Linked DNA regions of Homo sapiens: regions 1 and 3 are each linked to region 2. A link is a loop called in an ENCODE intact Hi-C map of the cell type or tissue named here. Cell type or tissue: heart left ventricle. All regions are shown on one strand. Each heading gives the region's core, and the rest is flanking DNA. Links, peaks and the distances in the headings are about the cores only.

The links. A loop is a pair of places that touch in the nucleus more often than their neighbours do. Peaks named below come from ENCODE experiments on the same cell type or tissue, not always from the same donor. Only the 100,000 strongest peaks of a DNase experiment are listed, where the experiment ranks them.
Region 1: a loop joins it to region 2, with 2.7 times the contacts of the local background. A loop is called at or near these places in 6 of 110 quality-filtered maps.
Region 3: a loop joins it to region 2, with 2.8 times the contacts of the local background. A loop is called at or near these places in 6 of 110 quality-filtered maps.

The regions. Positions count from the first base shown.
Region 1 is chr5:89,991,878-89,999,356 of GRCh38, forward strand. No RefSeq gene overlaps it. Among named protein-coding and RNA genes, the nearest start is that of MIR3660, 21 kb to the right of the region's middle. RefSeq lists an enhancer at 6,540-7,097. In heart left ventricle, for the core only: no CTCF peak of the experiment used is centred there; no DNase peak of the experiment used is centred there.
Region 2 is chr5:90,261,660-90,269,138 of GRCh38, forward strand. LINC01339 (long intergenic non-protein coding RNA 1339) reads right to left here. Exons shown (of 6, transcript NR_120601.1): 2 at 9-60. Among named protein-coding and RNA genes, the nearest start is that of LINC01339, 25 kb to the right of the region's middle. In heart left ventricle, for the core only: CTCF peaks have their summits at 3,805 (motif pointing left) and 4,005; a DNase peak (open chromatin) is centred at 3,772; H3K27ac peaks cover 196 bases.
Region 3 is chr5:90,000,979-90,008,457 of GRCh38, forward strand. No RefSeq gene overlaps it. Among named protein-coding and RNA genes, the nearest start is that of MIR3660, 12 kb to the right of the region's middle. In heart left ventricle, for the core only: no CTCF peak of the experiment used is centred there; no DNase peak of the experiment used is centred there.

The DNA.
Region 1 (7,479 bases), core at 1,196-6,195, 270 kb before region 2:
GTTGGGCTTATGTGAACCTTCCATCTCTGCTGCTGAGTCCTTTCTAGTCATGTGTTCATTAAGCCAGTTCTGGGGTGGCTTATGACAAAGGCAGACTAATGTCTACCAACCAAGTCATTCTTACCTACTTTGTAGTTCCGTGATTTTTCTACAATAATGCTTTCTGGTGGGTATTCACAAGCCATAGAAAGCTCTTCACACTTTGTGCCCACTCCCATGTGTTCATCCACATGCTTCTACCTCAGACATTCCTATCTTCAGTTTTCCAGGCCCCTGAGAAGCCAGCCAGGTTATTTGAATTGCTCATGACTCTGTATATATTCTCACTTCAAGCTACTTCTTCCACACAAAATAGCTGTACCACTTGAAACTCTGACATTGGAAAGATTTCTCTCACCATTGTCTGAGTGTAGCTTATAAAGCAACCACGTCTATTTTTGGTTTGACCCATATACTGAACCAACCCATCTGTAAGTTAAGCTTGGACTTGTTCTGCTTCTTCAGCAGTCATGAAGGACACCTGCATTGCCCCTATGGTCATAGATGTGAGCTGAGGAAAGCTGCTGGTGCAACCCTGTGGCTGACGTGAAAAGTCAATGACGTCTAAGCTACCTGCTCATGCAGATTTCTCATCCTCACTTGTCTGCTCAGGGTCAATGCAAATTAATCATTTATTATGATCAACTGATGCTGGTTTCACTCAATGCCTTGAGGGATCCAACAGAACCCAGCTCATATGAGTCTCTACAAGGGTCTAGTAACATCATGAGGCAGATGCTACCCCTCTGTTGATGGCATAGCCTTTCTCTATAACCCTAGAGCCTTTGGTTCTCTAGAACCCTAGAGCCTTTGGGATGATTCTCCCAATGGGCTTGACATAAGTTTTACACTGTACCTTTTCCCACCACTGACACCTCCAGCATCATAGGATCTGCTAGATAGCATACCCAAAGAAAACATTTGCTTGCCTTGCGTCTGAATCTGCCACATAGCCCTTTCCTGTTCCAGGCCCCACACAAAGCTATAAGTCTTTTGTATCATTTAGGATATCCGCTGAAACAATATGTCTAAGTATGGAAGATATTACCTCCAAAATGCAAAGAGGCTTACCAAATGTTATACCTTCTTTTTTAGTAGAGGATACATGCACCAATTTGTCTTTTATTTTAGATGAAAAACCTGGCATGCACTTGACCACTGAACCCCTAAAAACTACAAAAGTGTCGGGTCCCTGAATCTTCAAAAGGTGTATCTCCCAACCCCTGGGACACATGTGTCTTACCAAAACCTCCAGCATCCTAGCCACCTCTTGCTCATTCTTTTTTATCAGCATGGTATCATCAATTTAATAGATCAATATGATGCTCTGTGGGATGTCTAGATGGTCCAGATCTTTTCTGACTATCTTATGTGAGAGAGTTGAAGCATTAACATATACCTAGGGCAAAATATTAAGTGTATACTATTGTCCTTTCCTTGTGAATGCAAATTATTTCAGATTCTTTTATTCTAATTGCAATAAAAAGAATGAGTTTGCTGTCTCAAAGCCTCATGCCATATGCCCAAGAATTCATTAATCTATTCTAGCAAAGATATTACGTCCAACACAGCAGCTGCAATCAAGAATATTACTTGGTTGAGTTTATAGTAGTCTATAGACATTCTATTTGGTTTCTGTAGGGACTAGACTTGTGAATTAAATAGAGAAATGATAGAGAGCACCACTCCTGCATCCTTAAGGTTCTTGAGGGTGATTCTAATCTCTTCTATCCCTCCCAGAGTCAATACTATTTTTTATTTACTCTCTTGGTTGAAAGAGGAGGCAATCCCAAAAGCTTCTACTTGGCATTCTCTGATAGCTCTTACTCCACAGGCCAAAAATTCAACTGGGGTTATTCCAACTGCTGAGTATTTCAATTTTACACTTGGGAATTGAAGAAATGACATTTGGGTGAACGTACTCTAAGAATTTACCCAAGACTCCATTGATTATTTGGCCCATGTATTCCCTGAACTTGAACAGGGACATGATAATGCTTCAGATCTCCAGGTATTGTCAGTTGAGACCCTATGTGCAACAGCTCTGAGAATATCTGGCATTCCTCTTTCTCCAGTGTATGGGCACCAATGTAAATACTCATAGATCCATTTGGGGAAATATCAGAGGAATCATACAGTAAATACATGACATTGTAATACCACGTGTTCTCTGGGGGATCTAGCCATCACATCAGTTATTGGATTCTGTGTCAAAAAACTGACTCAGGTCTTGAAACTGGACAAGACAATGTGACTTCCTTTTGGGGCAACCACCCTCAAATGCCTGCTCATCTGTCCTTGTCTTCTTTTTATTGTGTATGTTAAGTAACACACAAAATATCTGTCTATTTTTGACCTAGGAGTACCATGTTCTATTAGCCACCAAACTGCCCTGTGGACAGCCTTCTTGGCTGTTCCTTGGACTTTGCCAATTCTTAAAATAATAGTAATCCCCTGGCTTTTAATGCTTAAATGATGACACATCAGCTCCATTTCTTCAGAGCCTCATCATTCCCATGAGCTTGTGAAGATACCAGCTTTGTGACTGCTACCCCTGAGAGTTATTCTAACAATAAGTTTTCCCTTTTCTCTGGGATCCTTGGCAGGGTGTTAAATCCCATGTGCAGATAAAATGCCCTTAAGTAAATGAACTCTTGCTCATGCAGTCTTATGTTCCAGCTCTCTTGATCAAACATCCTCAAAATCCAATCCCATGACTCCCATCAGTACATGCTAACTAATCCTTGCAGCTTCCTCAATGTCTGCTGTAAGTATGCCCTTTACTCTGATCCTCAAATTCACAAAGCATCTTTTATTTGCCCTCAATCCCATTAAGATCAAGCCCTAACTCATATGCTTACAATAAAGAGCATAGCCATACATTTATGTTACAAAAGTGTTTAATTTTAATAAAACAATTTATATCTGTTCAGATTCTTTAGCGCAGGAAGTAGAAACTCCCATAGTTGTCCTTAGGTTTTGATTCACCTTAAGCTGAGTTTCCCTCAGAACCACAATATGGATGCCAGTGGCAACTGGGCCACTAGTTTAGAAGGGGACAGAGCAAGCATTTCTTTCCTCCAAGCAGAAATAAAATCTCTCCTCTCTGGTGTGATTGAGGCAATATGGCCCATACGCCACTGCTGGCACTGGACCATAAGAGTCACTGGGGATACTGCAGCCTGATTGGCTCTGTCTTGACTAACTCATTAACCCCATTCATAATACATAGGAATTTTTGACTTCTGGTATATTTGCTTTTGTTATTTGTGATATTTTTGTTTTGTTTTATTTTGTTCTGTGCTGTTTTTACAGCTATAACCCCAGCACATAAAATAGTGCCTGGTCATAATTGGTACACAGTAAGTATTTGTTGAACAAATGAATGAACTGAGTAATTAGGATGACCTTCTGAAGGTGAGGATAGGGTGGATTTCTGAGCAGAATTGAGGAAACTATCAGGAAGGAGAAATACACTAGGCAATATCATCTCCCTCTCTATTTTAAAGCAGACATAGTGTAAGCAGTTCTCTCTCAAGCTGTGGGCTGCCACATTGTGATGGTTAATTTTTTTGTGTGTCAACATAACTGGGCTAAGGGATGCCCATCTAGCTGGTCAAGCATCATTTCTATGTATGCCTGTCAGGGTGTTTCCAGATGAAATTGGCATTTGAATTAGTAGACTGAATAAAGAAGATTGCTTCACCAATGTGGGCAGGTATCATCCAATCCTTTAATGCCTCAAATAGAACAAAAAGGCAGATGAAGAGTGAATTCACTTTCTCTTCCTGAAATGGGACATCCATCTTCTCCTGCCCTTGGGCAATGGAGCTCCTAGTTCTCCAGCCTTTGGACTTTGACTTGGACTTATACCAATGGTTTCCCTTATCCTCAGCCCTTTGTACTTGAACTGAATTACACACTAGCTTTCCTAATTCTTCAGCTTGCACATGGCATATTGTAGGACTTACCAGCCTCCATAACTGCATGAGCCATTTCCCATAATAAATTTCCTGTTACATAACTATGTTACCCTAGTTCTGTTTCTTTGGAGACCCTGACTGAAACACACATAAATATTTCAATAGAAGAAAACAACTTTCAATTGATATGTAGGATTAATCAAACAAATGCTCTTTGTCCCTGAAAGTGTGTTCGGCCTCAGTTTGGAAATGTTTACTTCTCTTGGTATTAATAAAAGTTAAGGCATTTTTCTCTATGTTAAAGAATAGTACTTTACAATGTTCTTAAGGAGATATTGTACTTTTAACACTACTATACACTCATATGTCTGATATTCAAAATAATCACTCTCAAGCAATATAATATCTAAAGTGAGAATTCAATATCTTCTGCCATTAACAACATCATTAATAACAAATGTCTGTTTAATTACTCTTGCTAAGATTAAAAAGGCCATTATTCTTGTAACTTGAGAAATTCATTAGCTGGAAAAGGCTGCTTAATGCCAAATGCACTCCTTAAAGATGTAGTCCCCGATATTTGAAGGTATTTCTGACATTCATGCACTTGCATTACTTTAAAAAAGCACTATCCAACTGTGCTGAAGATCATGCTGTGACAATAAGCAAGCACTGTAACATTTCAAAATCAGAAATGAAGCTACAAGACATTTTACAATATCATACAGAGTCTGTTCTTTGGAATATTTAAACTCCACACACTGAGCCTATTATTCATCATTCACCTCTCACTAATTCTGTGCTCAAATGAGTCTTGTACCAACACAGTGCATCCTAAAGTACAGTTAATATTCATAAGCACCTCCTCCAAAGGGATTCAGAGCCATAACTTAAGATCTCTGCAAGTCAATTTTAAAGTCTGAGACTTCAAGGAATTTAGACCCATTAAATGAAAATTACAAGATGGGATTTTAGAACAACATCATTCTTAATCCACTGTTTCAGCTCAATATATTTTTAGCACAGAAACCTACTTAACATTTAGTAAGAATTAGATCAGTGACAGTGTACTCACAGAAAGCAATTTAAATTGCTTCAATGATAATGGTTATATACCATGTGTTGCATCATTCTTTCACTCTTTTGCCACTGTAAACCATAAAGCAGAGTCATAAAACAAGCTATAATGAACGATTTCGCCTTGCTTCTGAAGTGCATCTACTCACTGAACCTGATTGCATTTTGCGCTTTCATAGGTTAGGCTCTGAGAGATAAGATTTCAAAACCAGAGGGACAGAAAGAACTACAAAGTTCAAGCCAATGAAGGTGAATTACTATCTGGGAGAAAGTTGCTGCTCATAAAGAGGAAGTACGCGTCTTGCAATGAGAGAATGTTCTCCCTTTTTCCTTCCTTCCTCCAGTAATATAAATTGGTTACCTCCTGTGTTGGGAACTATGCTACAGCCTATCCAGAGTTTAATAAGACATGATGTCTACCATCCAGTAGCTCTTACCACCTGTTTGAGGCTGCTAAACCTGCTGACCGGTGGACCCAATCCTGTTGCAGGTGCTGTGCTGGATGTTTGTGCAGAATGTAGTAAGACACAAAAAGGGAGTGGGAGGTTCTTTAGAGGCAGTAAAGGCATATGAAAATCCATTTGAGCTTTGATGGATCTTGAAGGATAACTAGAGCCTTGGTCATTTCTCTTTACTTGTCTTTCATGTGATAGGGCAAGGTGGGTGAAAATAGTCTGTACCAGCCTCTAGCTTTAGTCAGTGAGCTTGACATCTGTTCCTTTCTCCTATGCATGTGACTACAGTTTTTCTAGTTTGGTCTATTTATTTGTTTGTCTCCATCTCTCTGGAGAGGCACTGGAAATGGGCTCATGGCTTCAGCACCATTTGCCACATTGCTTCTTGGGATGCTTACCTTTAGAAAAGGCAATGTCTTCTAAATTTTGTCTGATCAATTTTTATCTATCATTGCTCTCTGTTGGGATGCACTGGTGCTCAAAGTATAAACATACAAGGATGATAACCAAAAGCTAGAGGTTTAATTTTTCTTCATTTCTTGACATGAAAATGCAGTGCTTAACTGATTTTAAGTACTTGGGACGATTAAGTTCATTGATGGTGCTGTAACAATTTGTGATAGTCAAGTGAAAGTGACACATACTTGATTATGCAGAAAATAAGGACAGCTCACTCTAAGGGGAAATTCTCTGTTAAAATTAGCCATCAATAAATGAAGTGCTTTTCTACTTGCTAAATTCTCTGATAGTGAATGTGGGAAAATCAAAGTTCAATGTCATTAATTAAGAAAGTCGATAAATATATCTATTTTAGAAAGATTATTTTGATTACATGACCTGTTATCTCTAAGATTTTTATGATTTTATACAACATTATTGTTTTAGACAAAGCAATAATCTTTTTGGTCTTTAAAAATTCGAAGACAGCAATATTCTGTTTGTTTTCATGAAGATAAAATGATGGTATCAAGAACAATTGCATTAAAGTTGGCATGTTTTCTTATTTGGAACTTTTTACCAAATTAATACCTCCGAATTTTGATGAATAAAAGTATTGTGGGAACAAAACAAAAATACTAGATAGCATCCTCATCTGCATCAATGACATTCTTGTCAACACATGCAGAGTGTCTTACTTGATAACATGAATTGCTCTTTGACCCTGGCTGGAGCTTAGTGTCTGAATTTAGCTGTGCTATCTGTTTCTGAAAGAAGTGAAAGAAATAACAGGTAGAGTTTTATCTAGGAAGACTCTTTAAGTGTTAGCATTCCGGTAGGGAAAAAGGCCAGGATTCTATGGCTGTGGAATCCCTGGGGTTTTTAAAGATTGCAGAACAATCACAGTTAGTCCCCTAGGGCTGGAACACGGTCTGCATATTACAGTTCTGGTATCTGAGCAGTATCCCTGGCTCAGCTTGAGCCTTTAGATACCTAAGCCAGACTTCAGCTTGGCCCTGCCTTGTTCTACCTTATGTCATCATTTTTGAGGCTTCTGGTAAAGGAAATCACATATAATTTTTCACACAATGAAAACTTCATAAAATGCATTAAAATAATTCAAACATGCCACATGTTTCCTGGAGAACCTTTCTTTACTCTGCTACATCTTTACCACCCATAGCCCTTTGAGCTTGTTCCATGGAGTACAAAAGGATCTTCTTGCCAAACTCATTTGATCTTATCATCAGAAACAGCGTTTTAGTCTTCATGACTGGGGGTTTTATCATGCATGCTTTTTCTCATACACATATACAAACACATGCACATAGATATTCTAAACTTGAGTTTGCATTTCCATGGGAACTAAATAGACATTTATAGTACAGATAAAAATGAAAGGGGAAAGGCATTTTTTTCTTCTATAAAAGAATCATTTTTATTCTGTGAAACTCTATTGGGAAATTTTAAAAGGTAAGACTGTAACTCCTTAAGTGGAAAAAAAAAGCCTGTTTTTGCTATGAACATTAAAATTCACACAAAATTGG
Region 2 (7,479 bases), core at 1,680-6,679:
GCACTGACCTTGCAAATCATCCTGTCATTTACTTTCTGATTTAAATGTTTTTCACATATTCTGAAAAAGAAATATAAGAATTGTATATAAGAAATCAAGAATATAGTTCTGAAAGGTAAATACTATCTAGTGCTTTTCATTTTAATACAAAAAATTTTATAGTTTATACTTTTTATACTTATGTATTGTTATATTAATTCCTCATATTATTTCTGATGTTGTTTTTATACTTGATTGTAAGTGTCTTGAAGGCAGAGACCTTGGTGGAAGGCTTGTACATACTTCACAGGAATCACAGCGCACCAAGAACATATGTACTTGTATGTTAAGATAAAATAAAATCGTTACTTAAATTTTTAGTGCCATAGAGGGAAATTAAATAATTCATATTGACTTGGGGGGATTAACTTTACCTATATTTCAGCAAATAATTTGAACATGTGTTGAGAATCTTCTCTGATAACTTTACTCAAGTGTTTCTTATTTATCTGTAATTTTAAAAACTAAAAATAACAGAGTATAATTCCAGTCTAACTTTGTGTATGTAGATGTATATATACACATGTATATACATATATACACATTATATGTATATATATGTGCATATATATGAGGGAATGTGTATATATGTATATATATGCGCATATATACATATATACACATTCCATCATATATATATATACACACTCTTATATATGAGAATATATGAGAGAATGTGTATATATGTGCGTGTGTGTGTGTGTGTGTGTGTGTGTGTGTGTGTGTGTATATATATATATATATATATATACGTATGTATGCATGTATATGTATAGGAATGGAGGGAAAGAGTTACGTCTAAGCACCTGAGCAGCCATTTGGCTGAAGAGGACTACAGCCAGTGTGGCTTCTTGAACTTAAGATCATACACTTAATCAGTGCCTGGCTTAACCCTTAATAAGTCAAATCTTTATTGATTTGCAGCCTCACTATCTCAGAGTGTGCTGTGAGTGGATACAGTAGCTGGCAAGTGGGAGAACTAAGAGTGGAAAAGGTGGCTTCACTGGGAAACAGGTCACCACGGAGCTTTCCTCATCATGGTGCATACAAGGGAATATACCCCTTCAGGAAAGCAACAGTAGCAAAACAGAGAAGAGTAGCATAATGCATTCAATATGATCAGACAAAGAAAAATAAGTCCGCAACAAATAAGAACACATAACTCATGAACCTGACTAGCACAGAACAAAGAAATAATTTAACCACAGTAAGTCTAGCAGATCAATATAAGCAATCAACATTTAGACTAAAATGGGTATTTTTCACACTGGTTTATGCAGTTTGACTGATTTCACAATCTAAATCAATTGGTTTAAGCAGATTGATCAATTTCACCACCTTAATTCTTTCCAAATGGATGTAGCTTAAGAATACTATAAGAATATTAAAAATTATGTACACAAGGTCATTTCATAGATAACTGAATGAAAATGAAATTTCTACCCTAAGATAGTATGATTAAAATCATGTGGGTAGTGGCAGAAATTGTGTACATAAAGACTGCTCTAAACATATGATACCTTAGCTGCGTATCTGGTTCTTTAAAGCTGTCCCCAGGCAACCTTACTGTAGAAAGTTTAGGGGCAAGTTATCAGTGACGCATGGAGGACTCTCTGGGCTAGGAAGGGACTTTCAGGCCACAGTGTTCTCACAAGTTCTAAGAAGTCATTCACAGTGAGAGGGACCACATTCGAAGAGGATTGACAGTTTAGACTGAAAACAGCTTTCAAAGAGACTAATCTTATAAAGTATTGCAAATGAATAAGGGCAACAGGAGTAGGTGTTCACCTGCCAGTCTCCGCCGTGCAAGATGAGAGCCTGTCTGTACGCACACATGCGCTGACTTAAAAAAAAATCATATAAAAAACAACATCTTTGCTACGGAGTCGTTTTTAACAAGTATTACAGAAAGAGCACCAGCTACCAAAAAGAGTTGCCAGGGCCAGAAGGAGCCATCAATCGAAACAGTTTACATTTCAAAGTTTTTCCAAGAAGAGTGAAAACGTCTCCTCTCCTTGATGGAAAACGGAGGAGCTGTAGTAAAGAATCTATTTGCTGCCTTCCCAGTCAAGTTTCTTTCTCTAGAGTGGCCCTTTAACCCTTAGGTTGAGGCCAACAGGTAGAGATAAAAAGGAATGTTTGCATCTTCTGCTTGTGCTCTGAGCAGCTTACTAGGCTGTAGAGTCAGGATAAAAAATCCTCTTTCTTTTGTGAGTTTCATTGTTCAGAAATGAGTCTTTTTGCTCTTGGGCACTACTGGAGATAAACAGGTCATTTTGACTTTTACACTCTGTACTTCCTGACATCACTAACAATTATACACATCAGTCTTGGAATGTGTTTTTCTCCTCAAAGTATTTCAGGAATTGACTCTTTCTTTTCTCCGCTTCATTTACAACCTAGGAAATTAATGCTAACCATGCTACATTTTAACCAGAATGTATATTTGTTTATCTCTTTTAAAATTTTTTATTTGAAAGAAAAAAATTTGGCCCTAGGTGAAAAAGCATTTCTTAAAATCAGGAACAGTTTTCTATAAGATGTATAATCCAGATGTATACTTTTGTTTTTAGCTTTTAATTTTCTGCTTAATTTTTGCCTTATTTCTAAACACCAAATTTGATTTCCTGAATCCATTAGGATAAATTCTACATACCTCATTCTTACTTCTAGAAGCATGTCAAATGGAAGCACTAATCTAAGAAAAAAATTTGATTTCACAATTAAGACTTGGGAAAGAAAACAACAACAGACACTGGGACCCCTTTGTCATGAACTTGTCCCATAAAAATAGTTATTTGCGCTTCTCCCTCCCCTTACTCCAATAATCCCATCACTGGATTCTTTGTTACCCCATCTCTTTGACCAACAGGCAGTTTGTAGAACCATAATGAAGACTCTGCATCCCTGATGATCATTTTTTCAGATTGCAATGTGACTAGAAAAGGAAAAAAATGAAAGGACCCCCTTCTATTTTTGCACACACATATAAATGCTGTTCATTACGGTTACAAAAATTACAGTCACTTTCTTAGATTGATTTATTGATATAAATGACATGATATCACTGAAAAAATATTGCCAATTTACATATAACATCCTTTATAAATACCATTGGTTCTCAGTGAACTCCTCCTGACCTCCTGGTCTGAGACTGTCTCTATGTGATGTACATAATTCTCTCAACACTGATCCATTACTTCTTCTCAGTGTTGGGGGTTAGGCCAATAGTGTAAAGTCACAGATAATTAGCAGCCCTATCAATAACCAGTTACAGAATTTCTGCCTAAGTGACAGGCCAGAAAAGCCAAAAAAGGAGGTAGCAATATAAAGTAGAAGGGAAGTGCCGATATATTTTGTGGTTCAAGCAGCTGCTATGGACTATCAGCATCACCAGGAGACCTCACTGCATTAGCATAAATTCAAATGACAAATGCACAGTGCTATTCAGAGACTCATTAATTTGCAATGGGTGCAGTGCTCATGACATATTAGTGCAAAATTCAAATGTCTTTGTAGCAATGTGAATTTAGTTGTGAGACCAAAGTCGCTAAAATGAAAATGTGTGGTTTTTTTAGCAGTTTATTAAATTATGAACTGTGATGACTATATCCGTGCATCTTTTTAAGCAGATGAGGTCCAGCGTGCTCCAGCGGCAAATCGCATGGTTTGTGTTGATATTTTCCTGTCAGACAATTTCCCAAGCAGCAGATAAGATACCAGACTGTCTGCCTTGCTCCGCTGCATGCGGACTGAGAGCTCCCCCTTCTGGACAAATGACATTGCCACTCTAAAAGAAAACCCAGCCATTTTTTGTCTTGTTTTCATATTTTTAAAAGGTTTTCAGGCAAAGAATTTCGGTGTCCACCTAAAGCCAAAAGAAAACAATTTGCAATTATTTATTATAAGTGACAGTACATGATAACTGTCTTCAAAATACTGAAGAGTCACCCTCAATTGAAATGCATCATATAATTTTATATGAAGCTTCTTCAAGACCTCACTTGCAAATATATTTTTTAAAATAGCTGCCTGATTTATATAAACCAAGAATATAAGCTACAAAAATAATAAAAACTATCATATTCATATTGCTTCCACAATATCATAAACAAGCTTACAATTACTAGCATTCTATTGTATAAGAAAAAAGCAAGAACATACACGGCTAGAGGCTTTTAAACAAAGCAACCAAGTGTATATTGTATTCAACTCTATTGAATGAAATTATGAACAGACCCAGACAAGGAAAGTCAGATCATACCCATGTCACATGTGTGTGGTGTGTTGTGTGTGCATTTTTCTCTTTAACATCAGGAATCTTCTGTCCAGTTACTTCACATTAGTCAAAGCAGATTTATCATTGGTGTGTCTTTTAAAAATTGGCATGTTTTTTACATTTAAATAATGACTCAGATTAGTACAATAATGGGATGAAGAAGGTTAATTTGTCTGCAGTATTAACATTACAAAAATACACAAGATGTCAGCACCTGCACTTCTCAGTACCCAGGGTTCATAGCCACTTAGAGCAGACCTGCATCCCAGTTTATATGATCTAAATATTCATGTTCACATCTAATACTAACAAAAACATACATATAGCATTTTTCAGTAAAGCTATAGCTTCCCAAACCATGTAACATACCTCTGAATGAATTGAAAAACATGTTGCACTTCGAAAGTTACTTTTAGGAGAATAGAAAATCTTACAGTAAAAGATTTGCCCTTTGGCCATTTGAGCCAACTAATCTCCATCAGAGTACTAGAAGTGTGTTTCAGCAGATCTTTAGTAAAATTTATGTTTATCATTTTTTAACTTTAAATATGTTACTGAATGTAAAAAGGGGTCACATCACTCTATTACTGCTTATAGACTTAATTACATACTTTCTGAGCATTATTTCGGCTTATGATGAATTTGGGAGGAAGGTCTTCTAATGAAAGTTGTGTACTTTTGAATTACACTTTATAATATCACTGATGCTTTATATCATCTTCAGCAATTAAAAGTAAGATCACTGTTATCTATTCTACTTATTTGCAATTGAAGTGGTCTTGAGTTATTTAGCAGGCTCATTTTATTTTACAGTAACAGCTACAAGGAAGACACAGAATTAATGAGGATTGAGAAGGATCACTGTACTGTACATTAAACATGTGGAAGTTGTATATAACTGAGCAATATCAGATTTATCACTGTAGCCAGATGTCTAGGCATTGTTTTTCCCTAATGAATTTTCTTTCACCAAGTAATTAGAATCCCAGATTTACAGAATGTTAGAACTGGAAGAGCCATTGTTGATCATCTCCCACTTTATGGATGGGAGAACCAAAGGTTCAGAAAAGTTAAGTGAATTTACCAAGACCTAATGGTTAGAAAATGGCAGAACTGAAACAAGAACCCTGCTCTCTAGACATCCTTTCCCAAACTTGAGCTCACAAGCCCAGAGGGCCTGTAAAAACACAGATTGCTGAGCATATTTCCAGGGTTCCTGATTCCGTAGGGCTTCAGTAGGCCCTACTGATTTGCATTTTTATCAAGTTCTAGGCAATGTTATGCTTGCTTGTCCAGGGACCATGCTTTGAGAACTATCGGTCTCTAAACCAGTTTTTGAAAAAACTGCTGGCATTTTATTTCTAATAGCTTTTCTCTTGATGAAGAAAGCAAACTCAGGCTAATACTTGCCACATTACTTTGTTGTCATCTCTCTAATAGAGGGTTCGGGTAATACATTATGAAAAGTCTGGAAGTTTGCAGAAAAACAATAACAAAAAGGCACCCTGATTAAGGCATCTGGGGGCACTAAAAATAAAATAATGTCTGAGCTTCAGTTTTTTTAAATCATAACAGAGTGTAGTTAGAAGCCAAATATAGGAAAGATGGCCTTGTTTTCTGGTCCCTTCCCCCACTAGCCAACAACATTTAGACAACATAGAAGTTTACCCTTTTAGTCTCTAAAATAAAATAGCATTCACAGACTTAATTAATCAAGGTACCATTCATCATTGTCTATATAGTATTCACAAATTTACATACTAAGAGCCAGAAAGAAAGAGCCCCTGTGTAAACGAACTTGAACTCATCCGTGCCTGAATCACCGACTCAGAAGAACAGGAGCATGTTCAAGAGGAACTTCGCCAGGGCACGTGCTGGTTCTTAAGCCCACAACACAGAATTCAACAAACCTGTTCAGCAGTCTGGTCGCACAGTTGTAATATAATTTCATTTTTTCCTGGTTCAAAGAATGACCGTGATGAAGATGATCGTCAAAATACAAATATATATATACATATTTAATTTTTTAAAAATAGTATCAATTTGGAAAATGAAAATGACTGATGGTGAAAAAAGATTTTAATTATATACATAAACCTTGATGTTCTTGTGTTTTTTCTCCCATTTTTATTGAAGTACAGTATAATTACTTCTTTTTACATAAGACTTTAAGGTAAATTATCTTTTGTCAGTTTTCTAGAAAAATTTGATTTCATATTATGGCTTGATCTCAATTGATGCTATCAATTAAATGGCATTTTTCCTGAACATTAAGGGTGACTTCCCCTAAGTAACATCCCTGTTTTGGGTTTTTTTTGCTAAGTTATTACATTAAAATCTGATTCAATATATTATTTAAACTTTCACAGAAAATAATCTTTTCATTTAAAAATAATTTTCAAATATAAATGGTTTCCAAGCAGATTTTACTGTGCTTTTGCCTTATACTTATTTTTCTACCATTATCCCTGTTTTTCAGAAAAGCCAACCCAATCACAGAAAAACTAACATAGGTTTTGCTGTGATTGCAGGTGCATCCAGTGTGTTCCTGGGCTTACTTCATGCCTAAACCAACATTTTGTGTTCACTGTTATTTCTTCTAGGCCCTCCATTAATAGCCTCCTAATCCCAACATCTTTTGCCATTCTAGGCGCTTCCTTTCTCATTTCTTTTTCAGGTTCTGCCTACGAAAACCCTTTAATGGCTTGACATTTCTGAATTATAGCAAAAAAAATGTATTTCGCTCTGTGTAAATTAAACTGAATTATTTAGTGTTTTAATCATAATTTTTAAAAAATTATGAGTGGCAAACAGGGAATTAGTTTGTTCAGAACAAAAGCCTATGATAACATCATTCTTTTTTCAGGACAATAGAATACTATTTATTAAAAACAAACAAAAAAAAAACCCTAAATTCTGTCCTTTAAAAACAGTGTTAAGTGTGATCAAATATTGTGACTCAGAGGTTACCTGACAAAAAAAAACGTAATATTAATGTAAACAGCTAAAAACTAACCTCCTGTGAATACTAAAGCAAATAAATTATAATCTATTATTTCAGGTTTTCTGTTCTACAACTGCATTTTTATTTATACCTTTTCATTTCAAATGTATGTGCATAAAGTATTTTTATCCCTCAGTAAAAATAAAGCTAGATATTT
Region 3 (7,479 bases), core at 938-5,937, 260 kb before region 2:
TCTCAGGAAGCCCCATCACTAGGGCAAGGGAGAGAGTACCACATAAAGGAATCAATTCATGGACAAAAGAATCTGAACAGCAGCCCTTGAGTTCCAGAAATTTTCACCGAAACAGTCTACCCAAATGAGAACGAACTAGAATAGTAATTCTGGTAATATGACCAAACGAGATTCTATACACCCCTAAAAGATCACACTAGCTCTTCAGCAATGGATCCAAACCAAGAAGAAATCTCTGAATTGGCAGAGAAAGAATTTAGAAGGTTGATTATTAAGCTACTCAAGGAGGCACCAGGGAAAGGTGAAAATCAACTTAAAAATATTTTTTAAAAATACAAGATATGGATGGAAAACTCTCCAGATAAATAGATAGCATAAAGAAAACACAATCACTACTTCTGGAAAGGAAAGACACACTTAAGAGAAATGCAAAATACACTGGAAAGTTTCAACAACAGAATTGAGCAAGTAGAAGAAAGAACTTCAGAGCTCAATGACAAGGCTTTCAAATTAACCCAGTTTGACAAAGACAAAAAAACTTTTTTTTAAATGAACAAGGCCTCCAAGAAATTTGGGATTATGTTAAACAACCAAATATTAAGAATAATTGGTATTCCTGAGGAAGAAGAGAAATATAAATATTTGGAAAATTTATTCGAGGGAATAATCAAGAAAAACTGCCCTGGTCTTTCTAGAGATGTAGACATCCAAATACAAGAAGCTCAAACAACTCCTGGGAAATTCATCACAAAAAGATCAACACCTAGACACATAGTAATCAGGATATCTAAAGTCAAGATGAAGGAAAGAATATTAAGAGCTGTGAAGCAAAAGCATCAGGTAACCTAAAGGAAAATGATCAGATTAACAGCGGATTTCTCAGCAGACACCCTGCAAGCCAGAACGAATTGGGTTCCTATCTTTAGCCTCTTCAAACAAAATAATTGACAGCCAAGAATTTTGTATTCAGTGAAACTAAGCCTCATAAATGAAGTAGAGATAAGGTATTTTTTTAGACAAACAAATGCTGAGAGAATTTGCCACTATGAAGACAGCACTACAAGACATGCTAAAAGGAGTTCTAAACATCTTGAAACAAAACCTCAAAATACACCAAAATAAAACCTCCTTAAAGCATAAATCTCACAGGGCCTATAAAACAATAACACAATGAAAAAAAAGTATTCAGACAAACACCACCATGATGAATAAAACAGTACCTCACATCTCCACACTAATATGAATGTAAATGGCCTAAATGTTCCACTTAAAAAACACAGCATGGCAGAATGAATAAAAATCCACCAACCAAATATCTGCTGTCTTCAAGGGACTCACCTAACACATAAGTACTCACATTAATTTAAGGTGAAGGGATGGAAAAAGATATTTCAAACAAACAGAAACCAAAAGCAAGCAAGCATAGCTACACTTACATCAGACTAAACAGACTTCAAAGCAACAACACTTAAAAAGATAGTGACATTACATAATGACAAAAGGATTAGTCCAGCAGGAAAACATCACAATCCTAAATATATATGCACCTAACACTGGAGCTCCTAAATTTATAAAACAATTACTACTAGACTAAAGAAATGAGATAGATGGCAACACAATAACACTGGGGACGACAATACTCCACTGACAGCACTAGACAGGTCATCAAGACAGAAAGTCAAAAAAGAAACAATGGACTTAAACTATACCTGAAAACAATGAACTTAAGAGATATTTACAGAATATTCTACCCAACAACTGCAGAATGCACATTCCTTTCATCAGCACATGGGAACATTCTCCAAGATAGACCATTTAATAGCCCACATAAGTCCTGATAAATTTAACAAAATAAAAGTTTCAAGAAGTACTCTCCCAGCCCACAGTGGAATAAAATTGGAAATTAACTGCAAAAGGAACCCTCAAAACTATACAAAAACATAGAAATTAAATAATCTGCTCTTGAATGATCTTTGGGAAACAAGGAAATCAAGATGGAAATTTAAAAATTATTTGAACTGAACAATAATAGTGGCACAACCTATCAAAACCTCTGGGATACAATAAAAGTGGTTCTATGAGGAAAGCTCAGAGCATTAAATGCCTGTATCAAAAAGTCTGAAAAAGCACAAATAAATAATCTAAGCTCATATCTCAAGGAACTAGAGAAACAGGAACAAACCGAACCTGGACCCAGCAGAAGGAAAGAAATAAGAAAGATCAGAGCAGAGCTAAATGAAATTGAAACTATATATATATATATATGTATATATATTTATATATGTGTGTATATATATATGATAAATGAAAAAAGCTGGTTCTTTGAAATAGTAAACAAAATTGATAGACCATTAGCAAGATTAACCAAGAAAAGAAAAGATCCAAATAAGCTCAATTAGAAATGAAATGTGAGATAGTACCATCAACATCAAAGAAAACAAAAGATTATTGAAGGCTACTATGAAGATTATTATCCACACAAACTAGAAAACCTAGAAGAGATGGATAAATTCCTGGAAATATACAACACTCCTAGATTAAACCAGGAAGAAATATTAACAGAAACTCTGAACAGACGAATAACAAGCAGCAAGACTGAAACTGTAATAAAAACAAAATCCCAACAACAACAACAACAACAACAACAAAAATCCAGGGCCAGATAAATGTATAGCTGAATTCTATCAGACATTCAAAGAAGAATCGGAAATTACTCCCAAAGATAGAGAAAGCGGGAATCTTCCCTAAATCATTCTATGAAGCCAGTATTATCCTAATTCCAAAACCAGGAAAGGACATAATAACAACAACAGCAACAACAAAAATACAGACCAATATCCCTGATTAACATGGATGCAAAAATTCTGAACAAAATTTTAAATAACCAAATCCAATAGCATATCAAAGAGATAATCCACAATGACTAAGTGGGGTTTATACCAGGGATGTAAGGTTGGTTGGTTGAATATACAGAAACCAATAAATGTGATACAGCACAATTAAAAACAAAAATCATATTATCATCTCAATAAATGCAGAAAAAGCATTTGTCAAAATCTAGCATCCCTTTATGATTAAAACCACCAGCAATATCGGCATGGATAAACATAGCTTAAGGTAATAAAAGTCATCTATAACAAACCCACGGCCAACACTATACTGAATGAAAAGTTGAAAGCATTTCTCCTGAGAACTTGAACAAGACAAGGATGTCCACCTTCACCACTTCTATTCAATATGGTACTGGAAGTCCTTCCTGGCCAGAGTAATCAGACAAGAGAAAGAAATAAAGGGCATTCAAATCAGTAAAGAGGAAGTCAAACTGTCACAGTTGGCCAATGATATAATGGCATACCTTTGAAAACCCTAAAGACTCATCCAAAAAGCTCCTAGATCTGATAAATGAATTCAGCAAGGTTTCAGGATACAAAATCGCTGCTGGCGTATAGCAGTGCTACACAAATCAGTGACCAAGTTGAGAATCAAATCTATAACTCAACCCTTTTTGCAACAAAGCAGCCAAGTCGAGAATCAAATCAATAATTCAACCTCTTTTACAACAGCTGAAAAAATAAAATAAAATACTTAGGAGTATACCTTAGCAAGGAGGTAAAATATCGCTACAAGGAAAACTACAAAACACTGCTGAAAGAAATCACTGATGACACTAACAAATGGAAACACATCCCATGCTCATGGATGGGTAGAATCAATATTGTGAAAACGACCATACTACCAAAAACAATCTATAAATGTAATGCAATTTTCATGAAAATACTATCATCATCTTTCACAAAACTGGAAAAAAAAATCCTAAAATTCACATAGAACAAAAAGAGCCCACATAGCCAAAGCAATACTAGGCAAAAAGAACAAATCTGGAGGTATCACGTTGCCTAACTTCAAACTATACTATAAGGCTACGGTTAACCAAAACAACATGGTACTGATCTAAAAACAAGCACATAGACCAATGGAACAGAAGAGAGAACCCAGAAATAAAGCCAAATGCAACCAACTGATCTTTGACAAAGCAAACAGAAACATAAAGTGGGGAAAGGACACCCTTTTCAACAAATGGTGATGAGATAATTGGCAAGTCACATGTAGAAGAATGAAACTAGATCCTTATCTCTCACCTCCTACAAAAATCAACTCAAGATGGATCAAAGACTTAAATCTAAGACCCAAAACCATAAAAATTCTAGAACATGACATTGGAAAAACTCTTTTTAGACATTAGCTTAGGCAAAGAGTTCATGACCAAGAACCCAAAAAACAAATGCAACAGAAACAAAGATAAATAGATGACATTTCATTAAACTAAAAGGCTTCTGCACGGGAAAAAAAAATAATCAATAGAGTAAACAGACAATCCACAGAATGGGAGAAAATATTTGCAAACTATGTATCTGACAAAGAACTAATATCCAGAGTCTACAAGGAACTCAAACAAATCAGTAAGAAAAAACAAATAATCCCAACAAAAAGTTGGCTAAGGACATGAACAGACAATTCTAAAAAGCAGATATACAAATGGACAACAAACATTAAAAAAAATGCCCAACATCACTAATTATCAAGGAAATCCAAATCAAAACCACAATGAGGTAATACCTTACTCCTGCAAGAATGGCCATAATTTTAAAAATCAGAGAATAGACGTTGGCATGGATGTGGTGAAAAGGGAATACTTTTACACTGCTGGTGGGAATGTAAACTAGTACAACCACTATGGAACACAGTGTGAAGATTCCTTAAACAACTAAAAGTAGAACTACTATTTGATTCAGCTATCCCACTACTGGCTATCTACCCATAGGAAAATAAGTCGTATGAAAAAGACATTTGCACACCCATGTTTACAGCAGCACAATTCGCAATTGCAGAGATATGGAAACAGCCTAAATATCCATCAACCAACAAGTAGATTCACAAAATGTTATATATATACATATATATATACATATATATATACATATATATATGTATGTATATGATACACACACACACACACACACACACACACACACCATGGCATATTACTCAGCCATAAGATGGAACAAAATAATAGCATTTGCAGCAACTGAATGGAACTGGAAACCATTATTCTTAAGTGATGTAACTCAGGAATGGAAAAACCTAACATCGTATGTTCTCACTTATAAGTGGGAGCTAAGCTATGCAGATGAAAAGGCATAATAATGATATAATGGACTCTGGGGACTCAGGAAGGAGTGGTGGGAAGGTGGGAAGGGACAAAAGACGACACACTAGTTACGATGTACATTGCTTGAGTGATGGGGGCACTACAATTTCAGAAATCACCACTGAAGAACTTATCCACGTAATCAAACACCACCTGTTACCCCAAAACTATTGAAATAATAATAATTTTAAAAAGACTATATGAGTGAGAAATATAACAGGAGCAATTGAAGTAAGATATGAGAGAATTGGGCCGGGCACAGTGGCTCACACCTGTAATCCCAGCAGTTTGGGAGGCCGAGGCTGGCGGATAACAGCAAGAGATCGAGACCATCCTGGCCAACATGGTGAAACCCCATCTCTACTAAAAGTACAAAAATTAGCTGGGCATGGTGGCACGCATCTGTAATCCCAGCTACTCGGGAGGCTGAGGCAGGAAAAATCGCTTGAACCCAGGAAGTGGAGGTTGCAGTGAACCTAGATTGTGCCACTGCACCACTCCAGCCTGGCGATAGAGTGAGACACCATCTCAAAAAAAAAAAAAAAAGATGTGAGAGAATTATATGACCAATTCTTTAGCTCTGGATTAAGCAGAAAGTCAGGAAGCTATGCTGTAATCAGAGTATTGGGAGGGTAACTATGGTGGGGAGAATTAGGCAGTTTTATAAAGTTTTCTGTCCATTACCAATGTAAATCATGGAAGGGATAATACACATTTATAAGTATATGGCAATATTTGAATATCCCTGGGAAGTTTTCATCAGAAGGATCAAGGTCTCATACATGGTCTTTGAGAATTTTCCTTAAGGCTTTGCTCCTTAGACATGCAAACCCAAATATTACTTTTTTCAAGACACAATAGCAAATCCATCTCTTCAAGGCAGACTCATGTTAACCCTCCACTGAATGAATCATGAGGCTGCTATATATGCTCCAATGCAACACTTCTTTACATATGTTAGAATACATATGTAAAGAACATGATAGGAGACTGTCTAGAAATTAAGAAACATGGGACATAACTTCTTTGAATTTATCTCAGTGACACCATTGCATGTCTTCATCAAATATGTATAGAGGTGCTCATAGAATTATTTATATACAAAAATATAGCAAATAACCTAAATCGATCATGTGTATATTAAGGATAGTAAAATATAAAACTACAGTTTTACATCTTAACCATTTAAGAAATGACTCTGTATGTTCCAAATAAGAAGGCTCTGCATTTTAAAACTACATTCAGTATGGCTTTAAATAAAGAACATATGGGGAATAAAATTATAATCAAAATACTAAGGTATTAATTTACAGTGAGAAATATGTATACTTCAGTAATCAGAATACTCATGTCTAAATGATCAGCCAATTTTCTCTCTAAAGTGAGGCCTATCTGGGAAACCATATAATAATTAAGAGCTTGCTCCATGAACATGGAATTAGAACAAGAGGATTTTGTTACCAAAATCAATGTTTAACGGTGTCAGGATAAGAGAGGCTTTTGTATCTGTTTTTAGACAATGGTGATGGTGTTTCTATTAGAACAGGAAGAGCTGAAGGTTGTTGGCTACACTCTGCTATAGACTTTTCCTTGGAAAGTATGGTTTAGCAAATGTGATCACAGAGTTCCAAAGACTTTTTGGCTAATTACAGCTCCCTCCCTTGGGCAAGTTGTATACAAGGGCACATCTAAAGTTTATGACTTTCCTTTCTCTATACTTCATGTATGAATACTCTCATTATTTGACAAATTATTTCTTTAGCACCTTCATTCAGGAGGAAGACCAAGTTTTCAATGGCTTACTTTTGAAGCAACTTAGTGTTTCCCAGCTTTGATACAGTTATGTAAAAATTTTACAGTTTAAATTTCTAGGAACAATCTTATTCACCAATTTGCAAATTCTTCAAGGAAGCTTCTCCTTAAATCTCATGTAATGAATTTGTAGGTTCTCTCATACATTACTCTTTAATTGTTTGGGAATCTACTCCACATGAGAGAAAATGAATATCTACTACAGAATATTTAAAAGTCTTGTGTCACATCCTAGCTGATTCAAGTACAAGCCATCGAGAGACCTCCACAGTGAGCCACAAAAAGGATCTAGGACCAACCTAGGAACAACTCTAAAAGTAAAACTTGACTCTGAATGAGACAAGCCACAGTTCAAATCCAGAGGGAATTCATGACATCAGGAAGAGGTGGTATATGAAATGATGTAGTTGGCAATGTCATGATGCCGAGTGATGTCCTCAGTTAGAGTGAGAACCCTC